Regions from separate parts of the Mus musculus genome. Here regions 1 and 3 are each linked to region 2. Evidence: chromatin loops called from intact Hi-C (ENCODE). Cell type or tissue: heart. All regions are shown on one strand.

Evidence for each region. A loop is a pair of places that touch in the nucleus more often than their neighbours do. Peaks named below come from ENCODE experiments on the same cell type or tissue, not always from the same donor. Only the 100,000 strongest peaks of a DNase experiment are listed, where the experiment ranks them.
Region 1: it touches region 2 in a loop (4-fold over the local background); 8 of 42 quality-filtered maps call a loop at or near these places.
Region 3: a loop joins it to region 2, with 6 times the contacts of the local background. A loop is called at or near these places in 28 of 42 quality-filtered maps.

Annotation. Positions count from the first base shown.
Region 1 is chr16:34,665,879-34,668,378 of GRCm38, reverse strand. It overlaps Ropn1 (ropporin, rhophilin associated protein 1), which reads right to left. Exons shown (of 6, transcript NM_030744.2): 2 at 1,568-1,695. The coding sequence starts at 1,683. Among named protein-coding and RNA genes, the nearest start is that of Ropn1, 16 kb to the right of the region's middle. In heart, a CTCF peak has its summit at 1,193 (motif pointing left); a DNase peak (open chromatin) is centred at 1,198; H3K4me3 peaks cover 661 bases; H3K27ac peaks cover 648 bases; H3K27me3 peaks cover 1,068 bases.
Region 2 is chr16:34,966,599-34,969,098 of GRCm38, reverse strand. All of the region lies in intron 22 of Mylk (myosin, light polypeptide kinase), which reads right to left. Among named protein-coding and RNA genes, the nearest start is that of E130310I04Rik, 8.9 kb to the right of the region's middle. In heart, a CTCF peak has its summit at 1,397 (motif pointing right); DNase peaks (open chromatin) are centred at 1,508 and 2,288; H3K27ac peaks cover 1,032 bases; H3K27me3 peaks cover 786 bases.
Region 3 is chr16:34,901,196-34,903,695 of GRCm38, reverse strand. The region is part of intron 11 of Mylk (myosin, light polypeptide kinase); the gene reads right to left. Among named protein-coding and RNA genes, the nearest start is that of 1700119H24Rik, 37 kb to the left of the region's middle. In heart, a CTCF peak has its summit at 1,261 (motif pointing left); DNase peaks (open chromatin) are centred at 735, 1,235 and 1,615; H3K27ac peaks cover 1,169 bases; H3K27me3 peaks cover 1,620 bases.

The DNA of each region.
Region 1 (2,500 bases), 300 kb after region 2:
CTGGCTTCTTCTTTGTCGAGGAAATTCTTGCATGTTATGAACTAAATACCTATTTTATCTTGGAGATACTCGGTGCTGTTCCATCTGCTAGAACACAAGATTGTAAGCCACAGAAAGCGATCCGGTAAGTGCCTTTGATGTCTAAACTGGATGGAGAATGTTCTTAAGTCATGCTCTTTCTCACTGCACTTGAAGTACAAACTGATCTTGCACGGATGTCTAAAAAATTTATAGCACATCATACAATACGGAGCCAGCAGGTTACCATGGTGGAAAAGTTTCCCTCCATGAATGTCAGGGACAATATCGAGAAATGTCACTTTTCTTGCGATAATGCAGAAGCACAAGGACGTTAAAATGCGGTTTGAAGCAATCATATGGCATAAAACAAAATCTGTCCGACTATGCCAAAAGAAATTAGCCTTCTGACGTTAAAGTCCAATCTTAGAGGTAATGCATACAATTCAAGATAGAAAACGACACAGGATTCATGACTAGGCAAAGCAACTCCATTTAGACTGCATTACTTTCCTTCCATTCTAAAAAGCTTCCTTCTGGCTCAGCCTAGATGTCTTCACCACCTGCTGGAGGTTCTCTTTCCTTAGCCCCTCCCTCTACAGTCTGAGGTATCTTCTCACAGAGACACCTCTAAGGAAGTAATCATCCAGCAATAAAAACATCTAGAAAAGGCCCCAGAGTACGGTCTTGTTAGCTCCCAACCCCCTGCACCAAGCCAGGCTGTCCACTTTCCAGCAGGCACGTGTGTCTAAGAAACAATTTCATAGTTGAGAGGCTTTCTATGCAAAGCCGCTGCGGTGAAGTCCGCCCCTGTTGTGCAAGCTCACCCACCGAGCAGCCTCTAGGGGCTCTTCAAGGAGCCAGTGTGCTATGTGCTACACGCACACCATAGAGCGACTTGACCTCTTCAGCTCTACAACCGTTCCCAGAAAGCCATGTGACCTTGGACATCTTCATGCAGACGGGAAAGATCAATTTTTTAAAAAAATCAATTAAAAAAGAATTTTCTCCCCAAAGACTGGGTTCAAAGTGTCTTTAGTCTTGCCCAAGTATGTGTTTCCACAGCCATGAAAGAAGGTGTTTCATTAATCAGAGGAAACCAGCTTGTAGAGATCCCACCTCCTCCTCCTCCTCCCCGCGGGATCGCGCACCGCTCCACTAGGTGCACTGCTGCCATCTAGCGGTAAGAAGGAAAACAAGCTGCAGGTGTAAACCGGGGAAAGGCGAGCGGAGGTGCCAGCCAGATTCCTAAACTCCTTCCAACCAGGAAAGCAGATGGGATGCAGGGATGGGTTAGGCGGGCATGTGCTAGCTGACATGGTAAGCTAACTGATTCTATTTGCCCCAGGACACTTGGCCTACTGTTCTCATGTTACTACTCAATCTGGCTAGTTTAGGGAAGGGCTCTGTGTGTGGATACATTTGTGTGTGGATTTTAAAGACCCAGTTTCTACTAACCTGCCTGCACTGCCTGACTGCAGGCTTGCCAACCTCCTCGGTTTCCCACAAACCCTTTCTTAATATCTGCCATCCGAGAGAAACAACTTACTCGGCTGCCCACTGTATGAGATCAGGAGGCTGGGTCCGAATGGCATCTTTGGTAAACTGCTTCAGCAATTCCGGCAGCTCCGGTGGGATGCATACTTGCTTGTCTGTCTGAGGCATTGATCGCTTGACCTACAAACAGGACCAAACAGAACGCGAGGATTTTATTTGAGTCCTAAGCAATCATGAAACGTAAGAAAGCTGTTTAGAATAAGAGATCCTCTAGACCCTACATTAACACTCGTTTTGGAGTTTCTGCTAGTCTAGAAGTCTTTCTATTGGCTTAAACCCACGTCTGAGCAGCGGGTTTCTCTGGTGGGTGGTCCCCACGATACAAGTGACACAGAACGCAGGCAGAATAGGGAACCCGAAGAATCTGAGCTGACCCGGAGGCTAATGTGATTGGAAAGAACTCAAATGCTGGATATGAATGGCAGTGCAAGGAGGGGAGAGAAAGCAAAAGACCAGACTAAAAACTCCTTTTCCCTTTCTGGCTGCCACTATGTTTGGTGTGGGCGCAAAGGCTAACATCTTTTGTGTGAGAACTCAAACCGGAAACAATAGCCTGTGTGTAGTGATGCGCACTGAGAGCTGTCTCCATAGATTTTGGGGGGTGGGGTGGGGCAGGGTGGGGTGGGGAGAGAAACAGCCCCAAGAAGCCACAGGTCAGCTGTAAGTTTAGGTCTACACCAACAATGCCTAGTTGGAAAACCCTGAGAAGAAAAGACTGTGGTCTTAAGAGGTGGCATTTCCACTCCTCTTTAGTTGTTTGTTTGTTTATTTGGAAGAAGGGGATCGTGTTTAATTTTAGACTTCTTAAAGAGCCAACTATGTCTACATTTTACTAACATTTTTCACGAATATAAAAGATTATAAAAGTCATAAAAGTAACCACTATATATGTAAAAAGGAGAAATGGAGTTTACAAAAAGCCCCC
Region 2 (2,500 bases):
GCTGGAACCTAAACAGACAACCAGAGGAAAACTAACCCAAGCCCATATAGGTAAGTACCTCTTGCCAAAGCAGGTAAAAAGGGGGTTCTAAGAGTTTATAAGCATAAAACCAGAAGCTGTGATCTGTTTAGAGTTCTTCAGATGCGACTGACAAAGTTTAGCTTTAGAAAACTAAACACAAGATGCCTTGGAAGAGCGACATGGAGAACAGCCATGGGAAAGCAAAACGGGAAAGGCAGATGGCCGGGGATGGCGTAGGGGGCCGGGGACAGCGTAGGGGCCAGGAGGAGCTAACTACCATGCTTTGAGATCCATATGGCTGGCACTGAGTGGTGCGGGATACCCCAGCAATGGCAAGGATGACCCAAGGATGACTGGTAGAGCTTTGGGTGTCTGTTCCCAGGACACCAGCTGTGGGCAGCTAGAAGGCTAGGATGGAGTTGGACAAGGTACGGAGAGTCGCTTTGTTTTCTTTGTCCCCTGCTACTTCCGGCTGGCATGGAAACGGTGTTCTGAGCAGCAGTGTAAGAAAGCCAATGCAGGCTTTCTCCGTCTGGTGTGTAGAAAAGTGGTTTGTGCTCTGCTTGTGACAGAGTGACACAATGCTACAAGCCATTAGGGGGCCTTGCCAGCCACTGAGCACAGGGCTTTTCTCAGCTAGCCTTGAAGAGGGACTTAGTTCTGGGTTTGGCCTCTTCCCATTACCCTGCCTCCAGTCACAGCTGGGTTCCTGGCCTGCCCGCCCATGTGAGCGCCATGCTTGCCCATGTGAGCGCCATGCCTGCCTGCCTTCCTTTGGAAGGACTGAGATCCTGGGATGCTGGAGTCTGCCTCCTTTCTAGTTGTGGGGCAAGATGAACAAAAGTGGCAGGCAGGGGAAGAGTTGAGAGAAATCACGCCTCAGTGAGCTGAGCTCCTGGACCACAAAAGGTAGCAGCCATCTCACAGATGAACCCTTGGTGTCCCTCTTTCCATGAAAGAAGGAGATGACAATTATGAAAGAAAGGACTTCAACTAAAAAAACTTTTAAAAAAAAAATCTATTTAGTGTGTTGGGGACATGGCTCAGAGATTAAGAGCACTGGGGGTTAGATTCCCAGCTAACGATGGTCTGTGACTCCAGTTCCAGGGTATCTGACGCCCTCTTCTGACCTCCTCAGAAGGCATGCATGTGGTATACAGACATACATGCAGGCAAAAACACTCATACACACAATTTCTTAAAAATCTATTTAGAATGAACCATAAACCCAAGAGCTATTTGAAAGAGGTGCTCCCGTAAACAAATGAGCCTCATCACCCTGGGGTGGTATTTGGAGAGGAAAACTCTGGGCCCTCACAAAGCAGGCCCCAGCAACTCTCCCAGACAGAGGAGCGCTATTCCTTTCTGTACGGCTGTGCGCTTAGTGAGCACTGGAGGGCAGTGTGGCTCTGGATACAGCTTCTGGGAGCCCTGCAGAGACACAGCCTAGCTATGGAGTTCCAACTGCTCTTGGATACAAGGAGCTGACTGGCAAGAAGCCTCAGTCACAGCTGTTTTGCTAATAACTCTATAGCCTAGGACAAATTAGGAGTAGGGACAAGGATGGGGGTGGGGGGAACTTCAGAGTCAGCAGGATCAGCCGGGAGCGGCATCTAAAACGTGGCTGAAATGGGCATCAAGGTGGGGGGCTCTGTTCACTTAGGCCTAGTGAGATTGGGCAAAATGCTGTCAGGTTCCGGATCTGAAAGATGGCTCTGGAATAGGCAAGCCTTGGGGCTGATGGTAAGCCCCCATTTTCAGTCTCCCGCTGTATCCTCAGTGTGTGGGGCAGCCCCAGCAATACTGGAGGGATACAGGACACCTGTGGGTGAATGGGTTGAAAATAGATGGAACGGAGGATCAAGATGAGGTGAAAACTGAAGCTGCCAGGACAAGACTGGTGTTAGGATGGAAAGAGCCAACCCAGTGCACGGTGCTTGTGGACTGAGGGTTGATTGGCACCGATTTTCATAAGAGTCACGCCACGTCACGCCACTGAAGTGACCTCGATGACTGCTGCTTCTCCCATTAATCCACCAACACTCACACACGCATTCCCCACCACACCTCCAAAAGAGCCACTCCCCCCTCAAGTAGAGAGCTACACTTGCTTGGAACTCACAGTACCCAAGGAGTCCACAGAAGTCCTTTGAAGTCCACAGACGACTTTGGCTTGGGACATCCCCACACCTCTCTCCTCTTCCCTTTTCTCCCTGTCCTCTGTGCTCAGGCCTAGCTTGTGTAAACAGTTCTTCCCCTCCTCCCCCCTCTTGGATAAGACAACTAGGCCTGGAGTAGGAGTAGCTTCCTGTCGGGAAGCCCTGGGTGGCCCGGACCCTTCCTCTGGATTTCAGGCAATCCCTCCATTTGTTTGTCTGCAGCAGTGGGAGGGTTCTGGAGGCTACACAAGGCAGCCTGCTGTGGAGCTCAAGGGCCAGGCCACTGCCCATCAGCATGCCATTCTCTACAGTCCTGGGTG
Region 3 (2,500 bases), 65 kb after region 2:
GCCAGGGCTACACAGAAAAACCCTGTCTCAAAAAACCAAGCCCCCACCCCCACCCCCGTCAAAAAAAGAGAATTTAGCCTTGACACAGATACTGTGTGTATATGTGTGGGGGTGTAATTTGAAAATATCCTAGCCCAAGGAAGTTCCCTGCCCAGGACTCAGACCTGATAATACAGAGTTATTAACTGTTTTTAGATCTTCCAGAACACTGCAGGAACTTAGATTCATCCATTTGGATGGGGAGGGAAGGCTATGTTGCCTGGTTAGTGATGGGGAAACAGGTATATTTGATGAGGGGCTGTTGAGAGCTAATTCGCAGGTCTCTTAAAACCATAAGAGAGCACTGAGATCTTTGAGGACTGGGGAAGTTGAGGTAATGCCTCCCTGCATGTAGGGAAGACTTGTCCACCTCATTGCTCTCTGTCACTGCTCACCTGCTCACAAGGGCTCACAGGACAGGCCCTGTGCTAAATACAACAACAGGAGGACAACGGGTCTCCCTACAGGAAGACTGCAGATGCTTAAACAAGCAATCAGTTAATTCCTGAACCCACGAGGGCCTGCAGGGCACAACTCCCTCCAGCAATGTCCTGCCATTGTTCACCTGGCTCCAGCCACCGTGGGCATCTCGAGTAGGCTGGTGCTGCTCCCACCCCAGGGTCTGAGCACTGGCTGTGCTGCCTGTCGCCTGCCTAGAACATCATCCAGCACAGGGGTATAAGGATGGCAAGCAAGCACTGACCTCTATTCATTTCCTCAAGAGCATGAATTGGCATGTGTCGTTAAGCTAGCTCCGTCGCCATCAGAAGGAGGGATGGTAAGGGTGGGGCCTTTGTCTGACCTGTGTCTTACAGTGTCCCCAGACCAGATGAATGCAGGTACTTAGCAAAAAGTAAGTCAGTGCAACAAGGGACGCAGAGTGTTAACAGGGTTTATTCTGAGGTGAATAGGGAAGGCTTCTGGAAGAAAGTGGCATCGTTTGTGGGAGCTAGGTAGGCTTTCAGAGTACAACTACAGAGACAAGCAGAGTGGTCCACGTTCAGCATAGAATTTGCGCTCAAGTCTCGAAAGAACGAGGGGGTGGTGTGTGTGTGTGTGTGTGTGTGTGTGTGTGTGTGTGTGTGTGTGTGTGTGTGTGGAGGGGGCATGGCAGCTGCAGAATCAGCTCCTCACAGGGGGAAAAACCCGGCAAGTGGAAGGTAATGCATTGCCGCACTGCGACATCTTGTGGTCAGAGTCTTGAGGTGCAACACAGGAGCCCATGGCCTGAAGTTGGTCTCAATCAATTGCTCATGTTTCTCACGTTTGGAGCTGTGTAGCCCAGGCTGACCTTGAACTTCCAATCCCACCTGTTCTTTACCTATCAGACAGATAATCAAGAGGTTGATTTTTTCGTAAAACCACTTCCTGGGACATTCTTGTTTAAAGTTTGGACACCCAGCATCACGGCACATATGGAACATTCCATGGTCTGTGGACAAGGCGCCATCCGTCTATTTAGTCCTCATGTGCCAGGGCTCCCATGTCACACAGAGGAAGGTGGTGCCTGGAGAGTTGACACCCCGGTGTCAGGACTAGGAAGTGGTGAATGGAATTCAGGTCAGGCAGCTGGCTTTGGAATCACACTTTCCACCATGCCACACGGAGAGGGACAGAACGGGACCTGGGTAGCTTTAGGGCAGGACAGAGCAGCAAATGAAGCAGGTGGGAATATGTCCCCTAGCAACTCCCAGGGGTCTGGAGCCAGAGCAGCTGCTAAGAAAGTCAGAGTAACTCCAACACTGGTGATGGTTGCAAGATAATGCTTGGAACCTCTAAAGCACCTTGGGGCAGGGAGCCAGAAATGTCACTGTGCCAGGCTTCCTCTGCCAGCCCTGTGCAGGGAAGTCTGCATTGGGCCCAAGTGGTTGTGTCTGTCTTATTTTCCATTTATGGTTCTGAGCCTCAGTCTGGCTTGGCCAGGCCAGCAGATCCCCCACCCAGGAGGGCACTCACTCACTGGGCTGCTGACAGCAGATCCAGGGGTCCTGATGGAGCTACGTGGCAGCTTTTCTCCTTTTTCTTTAAGACATACTTAGATGGGCAACCATGCAACCCTCCCCAGCCTTCCCAACACCCCAGCATCAGGTGAACACCTCAGAGTTCTCTATCCTTCATCTGAAGACCCCTTACCTAACTCTCTCTCTCCCTCCCCCTCTCTCCCCACCTCTCTCTCCCCTCCCTCCCTCCGTCTCTATCCCTCTCCCTCTCTCTCTCTCTCACACACACACACACACACACACACACACACAGAGAGAGAGAGAGAGAGAGAGAGAGAGAGAGAGAGAGAGAGAGAAAGAGAAAGAGAGAGAGAGAGAAACAGAGAGACACAGAGAGACTGTTAGCTGAGCCTCTAATCCAACTTAAACACAAACAGTTGGAGGCAGACAGCGGATTAGCTGACTATCAGAGGAAGCTGTCCACACAAGACTGGGTAAGGAGGCCCAGCCTATATCATTCG